Regions from separate parts of the Mus musculus genome. Here region 2 is linked to region 1. A link is a loop called in an ENCODE intact Hi-C map of the cell type or tissue named here. Cell type or tissue: heart. All regions are shown on one strand.

Region 1 (8,000 bases):
AAGAAGAACACATGCTCCACTATGTTCATAGCAGCCTTGTTTATAATATCCAGAAGCTGGAAAGAACCCAGATGCCCCTCAACAGAGGAATGGATACAGAAAATGTGGTACATTTACACAATGGAATACTACTCAGCTATTAAAAAAAATGAATTTATGAAATTCCTAGGCAAATGGATGGACCTGGAGGGTATCATCCTGAGTGAGGTAACCCAATCACAAAGGAACTCACACAATATGTACTCACTGATAAGTGGATATTAGCCCAGAAACTTAGGATACCCAAGATATAAGATACAACTTGCCAAACACATGAAATTCAAGAAGAACGAAGACCAAAGTGTGGACACTTTACCCTTTCTTAGAAATGGGAACAAAACACCCATGGAAGGAGTTACAGAGACAAAATTTGGAGCTGTGACGAAAGGATGGACCATCTAGTGATTGCCATATGCAGGGATCCATCCCATAATCAGCTTCCAAATGCTGACACCATTGCATACACTAGCAAGATTTTGCTGAAAGGACCCAGATATAGCTCTCTCTTGTGAGACTATGCCGGGGGCCTAGCAAACACAGAAGTGGATGATCACAGTCAGCCATTGGATGGGCCCCCAATGGAGGAGCTAGAGAAATTACCCAAGGAGCTAAAGGGAACTGCAACCCTATAGGTGGAACAACAATATGAACTAAGCAGTACCCGGGAGCTCTTGTCTTTAGCTGCATATGTATGAAAAGATGGCCTAGTCGGCCATCACTGCAAAGAGAGGCCCATCGGACTTGCAAACTTTATATGCCCCAGTACAGGGGAACGCCAGGGCCAAAAAGGGGGAGTGGGGGGGTAGGGGATTGGGGGGGTGGGTATGGGGGACCTTTGGGATAGCATTGAAAATGTAAACGAGGAAAATACCTAATAATAATAATAATAAAAGAGTTCGGGTTGGATCTGAAGAGAAGGTCCCAAATGTCTTATCACAGCTTGTATCCACAGGAGAACGGGAGAACTGTTTCCTCAGGTGCAATGAGCATTGATGGTTTCATAATTCTCCACTAGCAACTTTCACAGACATTGACTGTCTAACTGGCATGTGCTGGGAGACACACAGTGCAGTTTATATGAAACCTAATTAAATACTCCAACAATATAAGAACAAGACATATTAAAATAAAAGGCTTTGGGATCCTGACCAGTGGCTGCAGGAGGCGGGGAAAGCTTCAGAAGGAAGATCACACGTGGGTCTTGTGAATTTAGTTTGCCAGGCAATCAGAGAAGTAAAAGCAGAAGGAACGGTGTGTACAAAGCCTCAGACTACAAACGAGAGGTGTTGGAGGGTGTCAGGAGGGAGAGGGTGGACAGCGGAAGACACTGCTAATGAAGAAGGCTTGTTCATTAGAGCTAAGGTTAAAGCAACATCCCCAGGACAGCCACATCCACACTTACATCAGTCTCCTCATCCGGAAAGTAGTAGCATGAAGTAGACATTTCACGATGCTGCTATGGGGATGAGACATAACGAAATGCCCACTTTATCACACCTGACAAACATCCGATAAACTGCCATCACTACCACTATTACTACACAGGCACAACTGTGTGACACTGTGTGGAAATCAAACAGTGAAAAAAAATTTAAAGAGAGTTTTTTTGCTTTGGGGAAAATGTATCAGGAGAAAAAGCACACACATACATACATACATACATACATTCACATGCACATACATACACACACACATACATAGTACAGCATACATACATATATACATACATACATACATACAAACATACACATACACACATTCATAATTTCATACACACAAACACACGAACAGACACACATATCTAGAAACTCATCCTCTTTGTCAAAGGAAAGGGTTCTTTTTAAGATTTTTTAAAGGCTTATTTATTTATTTATTTATGTAATGTATCTGAGTACACTGTAGCGGTCTTCAGACACACCAGAAGAGGGCATCAGATCCCATTACAGATGATTATGAGCCACCATGTGGTTGCTGGGAATTGAATTCTGGACCTCTGAAAGAGCAGTCAGTGCTCTTAACTGCTAAGCCATCTCTCCAGCACTTTTTAAGATTTTTAACTATGGAAAACCCTCCCAGAACTTGAGTGTATATGAACCACTGACTGTTCAGGATGATTGTCTGCCTAAGTTAGATTTATTTTCCCTAAGACAGCAATGTCCTTAAGTTGATAACTAACGAAATCACATAAAAGGTATTCCGTAGGGCTGGAGAGATGTCTCTGCAGTGAGGGCACTTGCTGGGCAGTCTCAAGAGGCAAGCAATGGATTCCAGCATCACGTAAGATGCTGAGCATCCAACACACACCTGCAACCCAGCTCTGCAGGAGGAGGCAGAGACAGAAGATCTCTAGACTTACCACCTTACGGTATCAAAGACAACTTGAGTGCCAAATTCAGGGAGAGACCCTGCCTCAAAGAACTAGGTGGGGAATGACAGAAGAAGGCACATAACGTGCTCTTCTGGCTTCATAAACATATACAGGTGCATTTACACGTGTAAACATGCACACACAATTAAATAAGTTAACAATCCTCTTTTAAGTATTCTTTGTGCCAAAATCCTATCTGGAAACAGAGAATGAGCTGTCGCTAACTGTGACTTCACTGCCCAAACACACACACATTCATTCACTATGTTCTCATTTATATTCGGTTGCCCTGCCCTCTCAATCTCTCTTCTCTCTCTCTCTCTCTCTCTCTCTCTCTCTCTCTCTCTCTCTCTCTCTCTCTCTAATTCTAAATAATATATGAGAAACAAGATGGATGCCATTACACAATAAAATCCATGTGTTCAAAATTCCTCATCTGAAAGATAAACTCTTAGAGATGGAATGGAACACAGCTGCATCTGTTCATTCAGAAAGCCAGCTAGTTTCAAAGCCAGATAAACTACTCAGGATAATAGGTATAAGAGCTCTTATTCTCTGACTTTCTTCCCTCTCTGACCCCCTTCTCCCCTCCCCCCCACCCCATGTTCCTGGCTGGCCTCTTCTTTCCCCTCCCCTCCCCTCCCCTCCCCTCCCTTCCCCTCTCCCCTCTCCCTTTCTCTCTCTGTCTCTACTCCCTTCTCCTCTCCCCTTCCCATGTCCTAAATAAACTCTATTCTATACTAAAAAAATAATAATAGTCATAAGAAATTCAGAGATCACTTATGAAAACACACAAAATTGTTTATGTTCTCATTTTGTGAACCTATTCTGCATACACAATATTATTAAAAATTAAATCTAGGGGGCTGGTGAGATGGCTCAGCAGGTAAGAGCACCCGACTGCTCTTCCAAAGGTCCTGAGTTCAAATTCCAGCAACCACATGGTGGCTCACAACCATCCGTAATGAGATCTGAAGCCCTCTTCTGGTGCGTCTGAAGACAGCTACAGTGTACTTACATATAATAAATACATAAATCTTTTAAAAAATTAAATCTAAGTAGGGAGAGGTAACTTATAGAGCCCACCTCCAGCAGGAAGACAAATCAAATGAGGGATGGGGTTGCCATCCCACAGTCACAACTCTGACCCATAATTGTTCCTGTCTGAAAGAATTACAGGGATGGAAATGGAGAGGAGCCTGAGAAAAAGAAGGTCCAGTGACAGGCCCAAAGTGAGATTCAGCTCAAGGGGAGGTCCCAACCTGACACTATTACTGAGGCTCACAAATGGAGTGCTCACAAAAAGGGATCTATCGTGACTGCCCTCCAGAAGACCCAACAAGCAGCTGAAAGAATCAGATGCAGATATTTGCACCCAACCAATGGACAGACGCAGCTGAGCCCTGTTGTTGAATTATGGAAGGCTGAAAGAAGCTGAGGAGAAGGGCGATCCTGTAGGAGAACCAGCAGTCTCAATTAACCGGGACTCCCAAGATCTCTCAGATAGGAACACCAATCAGGCAGCTGATATGAAGCCCCCAACACACATACAGCAGAGGACTGCCGAGTCTGTGTTCATTCAGAGATGATGCACCTAACTCTCAAGAGACTGGAGGCCCCAGGGAGTTTAGAGGTCAGGTGGGGTGGGGGTGGGGACATCCATGTGGAGACAGGTGGGTGGGAGGAGGTGTGGGATGTGCAACAGCCGGAGGGTGGGAGAGGAGGAATAAAATATGGAGTGTAAAAAAAATTAACAAATAAAAAATAAAGAATTTAACTTTTAAGAAGAAAAAAAAAACTTAACTCTACCTCTGATCTGAAATGGCTAGCCAAACTGAATTAGATGATACTTCGTGAACTTCTGTCGCAGGGCTCAGAGTACCGATTACCACTGTTTAATATATCACATCGTGCTTTTCCTTAAAGAAAGCAGTTAAATGCATCTTTAACAAAGGTCACAAGCACAGACCTGCCACAACAATCAAGCCGCCCAAGCAGCTAATTTATTAGCAGTATCCTACGAGCCCCAGACGCAAGGGCAGATCGGTCCAAAGAGCCTCCGGGGGTGTCGGGGTGTCGGTGAGCATCAAGGCAGCCATGGCGGCTCATCACACTCAGGGGAAGCCCCAGAGGGGAGGGGATTTTATTCACTAAGCCAAGGACAAAGGAAAAACTGTTTTCGAATCCTGTTCAGGCCTAGATGAGTAGGTACTTCTGTTACCTACTCCAAGGTAGGCCTCAGGAAATCAAAGGGTGAGGCGAGGGCGCCCTCTGCTGTCCAGCACAGAATCGCGAGTTACCAGGCAACAACTGACTTGGGTTGTTTGCCTTGGACTTTTTTGAGACCATCTCTCTTCTGTCCACTATATCCAGCCAGACATTTACTTTGTAAAAATGTTCCTTACCCATTCCCATATTTTCTGGGATTTTACTATTCTCTATCATTTTGATGCCTTAAATCACTGAAGTGTGGGCTGTGGTGATAAATTCGTGTGTAAAGCTTGCCGCCGTGTAAGCCAACAGTCTGAGCTCAATCCCCAGGGCCACAGGGATTCCTGGGGCTCACTGGTTGGCCAGCCTCACCTACTTGGAGATTCCAGGCAAATGAAAGGCTCTGAGAAACATAAAGATGGACAGTAACCGAGAAATGATGCCAAGGTTGTTCCACGGGCACATACGTAACTGCACATGAGAACACACACACACTCACCCTCACTCACGCACACGCACATGAATGTTGTATCATGTATAAATGTAAAGCTATGCAGGGCCACTTACATGTGTCAAATGAATCTTTCTTAGTGAAAGATTCATTTGACACATGCTCTGTGCTCTCCATTTCACTGAGATCACACAAAGAGGAAAGTAATTGAAGAACACAGAAGTGAAGTTGATTTGAGGAGAACAAGGATGGCAGTCAACGATGTCTCGTCTCACATACTCCGGTGAAATTACCGGAATCAAAGATTTTACCATAATCTCCACGAAAGTAGTGCCAGCCCGCTTGTCATTGGCTCAGCCGAGCAGCTCCTCTGTAAGGGAAGAAGGTCAAGAACCATTGTCCTCCTGTGGCGGGAACTGAGGCTCAGGGAAGCTCTGTGGTCTGCTAAGGGACACACAGCAGCCGAACAGCAGTGTCACGGCTCACGGCTGTCTCTCCAGCTGCACAGATCCACACAGCAGGCACCTAATGAGATCTCTTTAATTCCATATTTAAGGTAGCCTACCATCACAACTGCATGTCATGGACTTATGACATCAGATTTAAGTATAAAATATTAAGTATTTTATTGGACAGATAAAGCCTGATATAGTTGCTCATCAACAATTAAATTATAAAAAAGGAAAGAAATATCAAGTAACACCTACTCTCTGTGTTGAATAAAATATTTGTTAAAAGCAGAATTTAAAGTATATCAATATGCTGCCAAGAAACAAAGGAAATAAAATTCAGAAGCCAAAACCGAAGTGAAAGTGGAATCCACAAAGGTACACAGAGCCCTCGGGACATTTTCCTAAGCCAGATAATCTAAACATAAGCTTTCGTTTTCATGCTCTCAAATGACACACAGAAAAGGGGAGGATGGGGCGGAGCTGCCCAGGACAGAGCCCCCCACCACGCTCCAGACAAACCTAAGACCACAAAGAACTTGACCCCTAATATGAACAGAATTCAGAAATAGCATTACCTCAACCAAAGGGGAAAGAAAAGAAAATGCACACATCAGAACTTGGAACCAGATGAAGGGGGAAAAATCTCTCTTAAGAATTCATAAAATTTATTCTGTAATGTAATTCATTAATGTAAATTTACTGACTAAACCATTCTATCAGATAGCCAAAAAATAAATAAATAAATAAATAAATAAATCTGTGAATTTAGAATAAAATGGTCCAGGGCTAGAAATACAACCAAGCATATAACCAAAGAAAGCTCAAAGATTAAAGGACCACACCAATCACTCACACGAATAAAGTTCTGAAAACTCGACCTCAGTCAAAACCACATCATACAGGGACCTGAGAGAGACACGAGCGGGAGACAGCAACAGTGGGATTAGACTCACAAAGACTTCACATACTGAAAATGACAGAACATAAGAATATGACATTCCTAAGCTTAAGGAAATTAAGGTAGGCATTAAAAATATGGCCAAGGGCAAGCTGAGCAAGCCCAGAGGTACATGTGCCACAACAGAAACCAACTCCAAATGTGTCCACCATGTTTCCCTCTTCGATTACAACCTTAAACTGGGCATGCTGAGGAACATACCCTCTAATGAGCATGCTCAGGGCTGTGCCCAATCTAAAGCACTCCTATGAATATGTATAAGCGCCCAAATAAAATCTCGGAATTTCCTTTGCTCACAAGAAGCATTGCTTCCAAAATAAATCACATCTCTCCTCTCCTACTGGCTCTTTTAAAATATATACAAATGTATTATGTATGACTGACATACAGTAAGAGATTCTTGTAGGTGGCAGACTTTATCAGAATGTATGGGGACGACTGCTGGAATAGAGTTAACCAAGTGAGCACAAGTCCAAGAGCAGGGTTAGAGGGGACCCAGGGCTAGCTAGACATAGTGGCACCTGAGTGTGATCGCAGCCCTCGGGAGGCTGAGGGAAGATAGCCTCCAGTTCAAGGCTAGCCTAGGCTACAGAGACACACTGTCACACAGAATTTGTCACGCTAAATGCCAGTGATGTAGGAAAAAGAAAAGTAAATCTAAATAAATTGTGCAAAATGCATCTCAGAAATAGAGAGGAGATGCTGTGAAGTTAAACTCCCAGCAGGACGAGCCGGACTGCGTGCACACAGCTGGGCTGGGACAGAGCCACTGGGGGAGCTTCAATGACACAGGGAACCCCAAACAAATAAAAGTCACTAATAAATAGAAATAAATAAATAAATAAAGGACAAATAATCACTGAGCATTGTTTAGAATTATTGGACATCAGAACCTTAAAATCCATTTTTAAGCCCAATAAATCCCAGTTAGACAAGTAGAAATAAATCTATTAGATGACCCAAAAGAAATTATGGAATACCAAACATGTACACAGAATCTCACAACAGCAATAGGAAAGGAAGATCATCTAACAGAAAGTTTTTTTAAAAAGCTCATCTAAAAACATGATTGCTTCAATGAATTGAAAAATAACTGTCAACATAGCACTGCATGCCCAGCCTTGCACACGCTTATACGTGGATACACACACTCCCTAAGCCCAGCCTTGCACATGCTTACACATGGATACACACACTCCCTAAGAGGCAAGATCAAGATAGACATTTAACTTTTAGTAAAAGCAGGATTCTGCTCACAATAGCTACCTAAGCCACCATGTTCCAGAGCCCAGAACCCACCCTGGCCCCAGCTCTACAGATACAGACTCTCCAGCATCAAGAATGGACGTTGGACTTTTTTCTGTACCTAATGAGATAATCATGTGGCTTCTGTAATTATGTGGCAGACGTGTGTGTGTGTGTGTGTGTGTGTGTGTGGTGTTGGTTTTGGTTTGGTTTTTTTGATTTTTTCAAGACAGGGTTTTTCTGTGTAGCCCTGGCTGTCCTAGAACTCACTCTGTA
Region 2 (8,000 bases), 690 kb before region 1:
TTCACTCGGAATCCAAAGCAGCAGCTGCAGTTTCCTCTTCCTATCTTGCCTTCAACTTGGCAAGAAAACTCTGAGATAGCTGATGGAATTTTTTTTCCCCTGGAATAGAACTATCCCCCAGGAATACGGGACTTTAGGAAAGTATCGTACTTTTAGAGATGAGGGGAGTGGGTACGCTCTGTCTTCAGATGCCAGCCTTGCCCAGATAACCCCATGCTGAGGAAGGAACTTGCTCCAGTCCCATCCTAAGGTTTCCTTTCAGTACACACTCCAGAAATGATAATATTTGTGGAAATCATATTTTGCCCATTGGCTACCTGGGCCAAGATTGCATCGTGAGAACAAAAATATTTTCTCACGGCTGTCCAGCAAGCCTTAATAGTGGAGTGCATTAAAATGCACCGATCTAAAGTTCCAACTCAAATAACGACAAAGTTGAGCATTGAATCAGTTCAGTAAGAGAAAAAATAATATTCCACATGCCAAGTACAGACACAGCCCTCAGTGTTTTATAGCTGTGGGACAGCTGCATTACATTAGCACTTATGCTAATGAAAGTGTGGTAAGCATTTGCATCTTTGGTTTATCCCGAAAGGTTAGCTGTTAAAATGTCTTAGATGAGATCTGAACATGATGGCATGCCTAGCTCTATAGAGAGCGGGGAGGTGTTCTCCTGATCACACAACCTGACCAAAGTAACAAAGGCTCATGATAGGCCCCGTGAGGTGGCTTCCATCGAGATTTAAATCCCATGAGATCAATTTTATAGATAAGGAAAACAAACCACAACTCAGAGAGGGTAGCTGGCCTTCCTTCTGGTCTGAAATGGCTCCCGGGGCCCCAGGGAGAATCTTTTACAAGTGCCAAATGTGCACCAGCCATGGCCTAGGTCTGAGCTAAGGCTGTGGCTACTTATGGCTTTCGCTTCCCGGCAAGTGGCAAGTTAGGTATCCACAACACCAGCTCTGCTCAGCTTGGGACAAGCCTAAAGGTCTCCTCAGAAGAGAATAGGACAATGCACAGAAGTGACCTTAAGAAGAGTCTAGTGTTCTCAGTGTCCTTGAAGAGTACAGCTCAAGGGTGGAAGGAAGGCCTCATCACCCCTGGTCTAGGACCTCGGAGATGAGGCTATGGGGTGTATGAGGAATGAAGGAAGGCTGGGAGGGTGCACACGTGTGCACATTAGAGTCTGAGTGCCCGACCTACGCTCACCTACCCTGGCAGTTGTAAGAGAAAATGCACCCCTTTTGTGTTGCACCCCAAATTTCTTTTATGCGCTACAGTTTACAAGACACTCACAGCATCTAATTCTGAAATCAGCCTGGATTATCATCTTCCTTCAGGTGACTGGGCCTTCCAAGGAGTCACAGAACCCTACCCCGTGCCAATCACCATGGCAGTCCTATGGTGGGTGAGAGGGGGCAGAGAGGACAGGGTCTGCCTTTCAACAGCTCTCCTTCTACAGAAGCCTTGCCACTTCCCTGCCCTGTTGTTGCTTTGCTAGGTCACCTGAGGCCTGCCATGGCCTGAGTTAATATCCCCGAGATCGTCTCAAGTCTGACGGATGTACGGAGAAAGAGCAATCGCCACAGACACCTGGACCTCGTCCAGCAGGGCTGCTGTTGCTGTTGTTCTGCTTTGTCATTGTTTTGTCTTATTTGCATTTATCGGTTGACAGTGAGGGATAAGAGGGTGTGATTGACATGGGCAAAGAATTGTCCGTTCTCTCTCTCCCTCCCTGTTTCCATCCCTCTCTCCCTTTCTCTTTCCCTCCCTCATTCCCCTCCCCCCCCCCCCGATTTTCCCATTGTCTGTCCTGGGTTGTTATACCCACAGAGCTAACCTCACTCATTCATTCAGATCCTGTGGTACAGTAGTCTCCCTTCTCATCTGTTCGTTAGAGCAGCCCTACCACTGCTGAGGAGCTCTTAAGGAAAGCTGCCTGTGCCTCCCACCCACTGCAGCGCTGATCTGAATGATGTAAAAAGGCTAAGTCGATAAAGCACAGCTGTAAGAGTGTCCTTGTGTCCAGTGAAGATGAGGCAGATGACGGAGCTGTCTAGAGCCTATGGAGACAGCAGACCAGGTGGCCTGGCTCCAAGCCCTCCAATTCTCCAGGTCTTCTCGTCCCAACGATGATGGTTAGTGATACATTTTTAAAATTTTAGGTATTATTGGCCATATTCCCACTGAAGGCAACAAGAGCACCTAACGGGTGCACGTGTATGCCTATGTACGTGTGCACTGCTTAAAATTACTAGCTGTGACTCCATTTGCCACGCGTGGATTCTACAACTCCTATTTTAGCGCAGACTCCCTCACCCCGGGAAGACTGGGACTGATATGAATATCGCAAGCAGAGATTCAGTCTCAAGTGCATTTATGAGTGCAGCAAACTTGGAGAAGGGTCCCCCTAAGACAGTGTCCTCTCTAAAAGGAGGAGTCCTCAGAGTTCAAACTTTCAGGACAGTCAGAGTGATGGGGAGAAGCAATGTGAGAGCGGGTGAGTGGGAAGGTGCGCATGTTCTTTAGAACTGCTGGCTGAATTAGAAAGCCAGAACAGAGTCAAAACCCACAACAGGATCCCAAGATTCACAATAAAGAGCATTTTAGCTGTTGTCCACCATGCACGGCATTCCAGGCAAATGGTTTGTACAGTCACATCTGAAGTTTTAAATATGTGTGGACAGACAGACAGACAGGCATGTATACCTAAGCTTTGGGTATATATTTAGGGGATACAATTTCCTTTCTGTTTACCCTTAGGATTTTTTACATCCTATTGGGGTCATGTTGGAACTGCCAGATCCCATCATTTTTGGAGTCTGTTTGGAATCTGGTTGGTGTGGATGTGAGGATGGGCTTAGAATCCCAGGCCCTTGAGGAAAGAAATAATAGAGCTGCAAGATCACCGTGGGGACCCTGCTTCCTCATCCCCTTAATTGAGCCTAACAGCTACATGGGAAATTCAGACACAGGTAATTAACACCACTTGCCTGGCTTCCTGGGCTTGGACAAGTCACAAAACCCCATATCCTGGAGACAGTGGCTCTGGCAAGGAGTGTTATACACAAAGCCCCGTGTTCAGGAGTCTGTCATCCTCACAGCACAGATCACAGCTGAGGCTAAGCGTGCGACTCATTCGGTTCGGGTTTTAACTCAGCAAACACTTTCTGATAGTGATTCACACATACTGCTCACTTCCTCTGATGATATTTAGACTCTGAGCTAAGGAAGATCACACAGAACTTCATCTTAGCCTGATTCTACAGATAAAGAAGTAAGGCTGGGACATGTCCCCACGGAGCAACAAACACAAGTGAGAGAGGTCTGGAACACTGATCTCTGCCATGCAAATGCTACCTACACTTCAGTACTTGGGTACATTGTGGGCATTCAGGATACAGAGTGAGAGAAAACAATATCCCGCTTGGGTCCTCCTAGTATATTTCCACATGTGAGACGAGTCCCGTTTCCAGCAGAATCACTCCAAGGACCAGCCTCAGAGTCATGGGACTGTTACAGACACTGTCTGCTTTGAGGAGACAAGAAATATGACTATGATCAGATATCAACAGGGCCAGGCCTATCACACCTCTGAAAAGGCAGACTGATACCCTAAGTTTTCCACAAATTCTAGGTGGGTTTGCAGAATCATGCATTCTAAGCAAACAGAAACAATGGCCAAAAGGCCATATTCACACAAGGAGAAGGTGAAAACATAATAACCTAGCCATCGTGTTTGCGATCACTTCATGGTTCTTTGCTTTCTCGGTCACCATGTCTCTGTGCTTACCATCTCTAGGATCAGCCAGCTGGGGAGGTAAGTCTGAACCAGTGTCTCCTTTCAGAAAGATGGACCACAGACACCTTAATATCAACAAATGCTTCCCCCCCCCAAAAAAAATCATAGCCTTGAAATGCACCCTCAACAACTTGTTAACATGCAAAAAGTAAGGGGGTGGTATAGAGAGTTTAAAAAAAAATTACATGTCTGGCAAGAAAACTCCATAAGGACGCCAGCCAAACCACAGCTCCAGCAGAAGCCAAGTACAGACAGGATGACAGCAGCCAGCTTGCTGAGTCTGACACTTGCCGCCAGATGGCAGCACGGAGCTCCCCGGCCTTAGGAGTTGCAGCCTTGAGCCTGCCTCCTGCCTACAGAACTGTCTCCTGTCTGGAGAGAGTGGGATCATGAGTACTGAAGACAACTAAGCACCAACATGAAATGATTCTAGTTGCTTCCACACATGGAAAGGAGAAATTCCGTGGAGATGCTCTTGAATATTTCCACAAGTGTCCTGAAGATATTTTTTTTCCAAAACACTTTTCAAGAACCAATCCTATTATAGACTGTAGAAACTATTATCCCATGTTTTATCTATGTTAAAAAAAATAATAACAATAAACTGAAGATAGGAACTCAGCAGCCAATATAGTGGCAGAGGTGGAAGCAAGACTATTGCTGGCAGACAGTATGATTAAACCACGAAACAGTATCACAAATGTCCTACAATATGGCTGATGTGCCATACTAGAGATATCACACTGCACAAGTCTCTCCTGGAAGAACCCTCAGTTTCCTTCTGTTCTGGTCCCTGTGAAAGCAAGATCTTCCCCAAAGACACACCACTGGCCCTGCACAAAGATGCTAATTCAAACAGCCAGATCCTTTTTCAGAAGACTAGGAAGACGGTGGAGTTGTGGTCCCCGACCCGCCACCACCACCAAATGATGTCAATAGAGCACATGGGTCAATGAGTACTGTTGGAGAGGATAAACAGCTCAGAGTGGCTCTGTCCTAGGTTAGGACTCCCTCCTAGACGTATGCTCACATCCCTCTGCCATTTCATCACGATAATCTAACTTGGGGAAGGGACTTATAGAAAAGCCTTCAAACATCCCCATCCGAATGCAAACATCCAGAAGAGCAGACACACATCCATCCCCAATGCCTCCCCCATCCAGATGCAAACATCCAGGGTGAAGACATGCATCTATCTCCAATGCCTCCCCCATCCAGATGCAAACATCCAGGGTGAAGACATGCATCTATCTCCAATGCCTCCAGGCCCTCTATTTTCAGCTGCTAGAGAAAAGCACTTGTCCATAACCCTGGCAACTGTGAGAGATGAAGCAGTTCTCTCATGGCTCACTCCACTCCATTCTGTGGAACAGGGATAAATTCGAGCTTCAAGCATCTTATCTGCAAAAAGGATATTGGAAAGAATTCCCTGCAGATTAGAAGCCGTGGAAATGGGTGAGGATCATGGGACACTCTGACCCTGCAGACGATTCCTAAAGGCCTTATCTAAAGCACACGTGGTGGTGTTTCACATATGCAGTCTCAAAACTGCTCAGACAGGAATTCATTCTTAGGAATATGGATGGTTTTTGCCAGGTTTTCTGAGGAAGGAGACCACGAAAAACCGATCCAACATCAACGACTATATTCTCATTAGAATTTCTAGTCTCCCCATGCATGAAGTTAAATGGCTCAACTTCTCCTTGAAGTACCCCATTCTAACCCAACTCAAGCCCCCAAAGAGCCAAAGGGGATGTTATGGTACTTTTAAACAGAAGTCCCAGTTTCTCAGAGGCGATATTATACTACTCCTCATAAACAGAAGAATAATACTTGGTGTTTACATAGCACATTTCTTCTGAAGAACTCTGCAGACATTATTTCATTAATCCTCATAGGTTCCTTAAGTTTTTCAGAGGAAGAAACAGTCCATAGTGAACAAAAGTGTCTCAGGCCCCTCAAAGAACTGGCAAGCAGTTTAGTTGGGAACTCAGTGTGATTCCCAGGCCTGGATTAAGGTCCAGGCAAGAAGGTTAGTTGCTAAGACACAGCATTAAAATTTATAGGTATGTCGTATTAGAATTAGGTTAGCTCCAACACAACCTTGAGATTTTAGAAATAGATTAACGTGTAGTAGAGCTACTCTGGGAATTTTCCAGGAAAACTAACCACCTGGGCCATAGGAGTAATATCTTTAGCCTGTGCTAGTGTAAGACAACCACGGAAGGGCTTGCCCAGGACTTGGAAAGAGAGGAGACCTCACAGTACATGTCAGGCCTTAGACGTTCTTGAATGCAGAGATATAAGCAAATGTTGAAGAAAGAAAGGTTTATGTGGGGCCTAAAGACACAAAGGAAGTTGGCAGTTTGAACTGTCAGAAGTAATGATTCCTCTGTGATCAGGAGATTCTTTCTTTCTTTCTTTCTTTCTTTCTTTCTTTTTTTTTTTTCTTAGATTTATTTATTGATTATATGTAAGTACACTGTAGCTGTCTTCAGACACTCCAGAAGAGGGAGTCAGATCTCGTTACGGATGGTTGTGAGCCACCATGTGGTTGCTGGGATTTGAACTCCGGACCTTTGGAAGAGCAGTCAGGTGCTCTTACCCACTGAGCCACCTCACCAGCCCAGGAGATCTTTTGAAATGAGAAAATCATAATAATTTCCAAGGGTGTGCTGAGATACCCCACTAGTTGTCAATGGCAATACTAAATTTGTTTCATAGTTTATTTTTTTAAATTACATTTTCCCCTGCTCGTTCTTCATTCTTAATAACACAACTGACCTCTTCATAATTCTTATAAAGAAAGAGCCAGAAGAAAAAAGTAAAAGGTAGTCTACCTGCCACAAAGCCTAAGGGCACACAAATACAAGACATTGGGTCATGCAGTAGTTCAATGGAATTTGGCAGGAAAAGAGACTAACAAAACCATTCCTAGTGTGAGAAAGGTAGGAGTGAAAGGTCCTCAGAAGAGTGATGTGGTTTCCAAAACTTCCCTGTTCCTGAGCTGAGCTGAACTCAGTCAGAAAATAGGGAGGGGAAGGGCTGTGGCTCCTGCAGTTTGAGCCTCCAGCTTGTTTCAGGAAGTAGCATTTCCAAGTTTTTCTCCACCCTTAACCTTCACCACTTTTGCAAATTCCTTCAGTGGTCAAGGTCTCAAAGTGTCCCGGCCTGTCTCTAGTCAAATAGTGAGTGGCATGGGCTGTCCAGAAGATGCTGACCTCATCACAGGCACCCACATTTCTAAAACCCTGAGAGTCCTGACTGGACTGAACACCTGTAGTGCTGTTTGGACCCTTCGCTCACACAACGAGCCTTGGGAAGGCATTGGTGCTCCTTCTGCTTTTTGAGGAAGAAAACTCAGGACCAAGTTTGCACAGCTAGTCTGTCGGGACTCTCGTTCCCAGATAGCCAGGGCAGAGACTCACACCGGGCTCTCTGCTAGGGAAGTGTGACTTAACCACTACAGTTCATAGCTTTGTCGAAAGGCTCAAAGGAGCCATCTTTCTCAGCAGCTAAGAATTTAAATATTTTCCTTCATCAAGCATTCCCAACTTTCAGACCATTATAAACCTTGGTGTTTTATGGTTTCATTTTGAACACACAAGTTAAAAAAAAAAAATACTGCGTTTTAGGAAAGACAGATTATATCTCTGACTTAAAAACGAGCCCCAGCTTCTAAGTAACCAGTCGAGATCATTTGCAAGATGGATCAGAAGCTGGACTCAACTCTCTCAAGTCCTTTCATTTCTTCCTCAATGTGTATGTACGGGCGTATCTTCCCATGAGCCTTGCAGCATCCCAGAGCCATAATTCTGGAGACTTTGTGTTAAAATGTCTTGTAAGAACATCGTGCAGCCCATTGTACTACATCTGGGAGTGTTGTTCTTTCTTCCCTGTCTAGGCTCAGTGAGTTTACCCCAGAGACCTGGGCCCTGGCAAACACGGCCTCCTCCGGCCCAGCTCGCAGTACAAACTCGGGACAAAGCTGCCCTTGAAACCCGACCATTTAAAAGACTTTATGAAGCCCACTGGGGCCAACGATTATTTTGCAACAAGTCATATCCCATGAAGAAATTCACTTCTCTGCAACACAAAACAGAAGGAGATTAAAGAAAAAGGCAGGGGGGTTAAAGAAAGGAGTAAGGACCCTGCTGTTCTGTCTGGCCAGAATCATGTCTTTTACTACCCGCAT

What was found. Hi-C counts contacts between places; a loop is a spot of excess contacts. Peaks named below come from ENCODE experiments on the same cell type or tissue, not always from the same donor. Only the 100,000 strongest peaks of a DNase experiment are listed, where the experiment ranks them.
Region 2: it touches region 1 in a loop (15-fold over the local background); 13 of 42 quality-filtered maps call a loop at or near these places.

What each region holds. Positions count from the first base shown.
Region 1 is chr9:22,554,237-22,562,236 of GRCm38, reverse strand. All of the region lies in intron 5 of Bbs9 (Bardet-Biedl syndrome 9 (human)), which reads right to left. Among named protein-coding and RNA genes, the nearest start is that of Bbs9, 83 kb to the right of the region's middle. In heart, a CTCF peak has its summit at 4,688 (motif pointing left); no DNase peak of the experiment used is centred here.
Region 2 is chr9:23,246,336-23,254,335 of GRCm38, reverse strand. The region is part of intron 2 of Bmper (BMP-binding endothelial regulator); the gene reads right to left. Among named protein-coding and RNA genes, the nearest start is that of Bmper, 27 kb to the right of the region's middle. In heart, a CTCF peak has its summit at 4,101 (motif pointing right); DNase peaks (open chromatin) are centred at 4,095 and 7,765; H3K4me3 peaks cover 42 bases.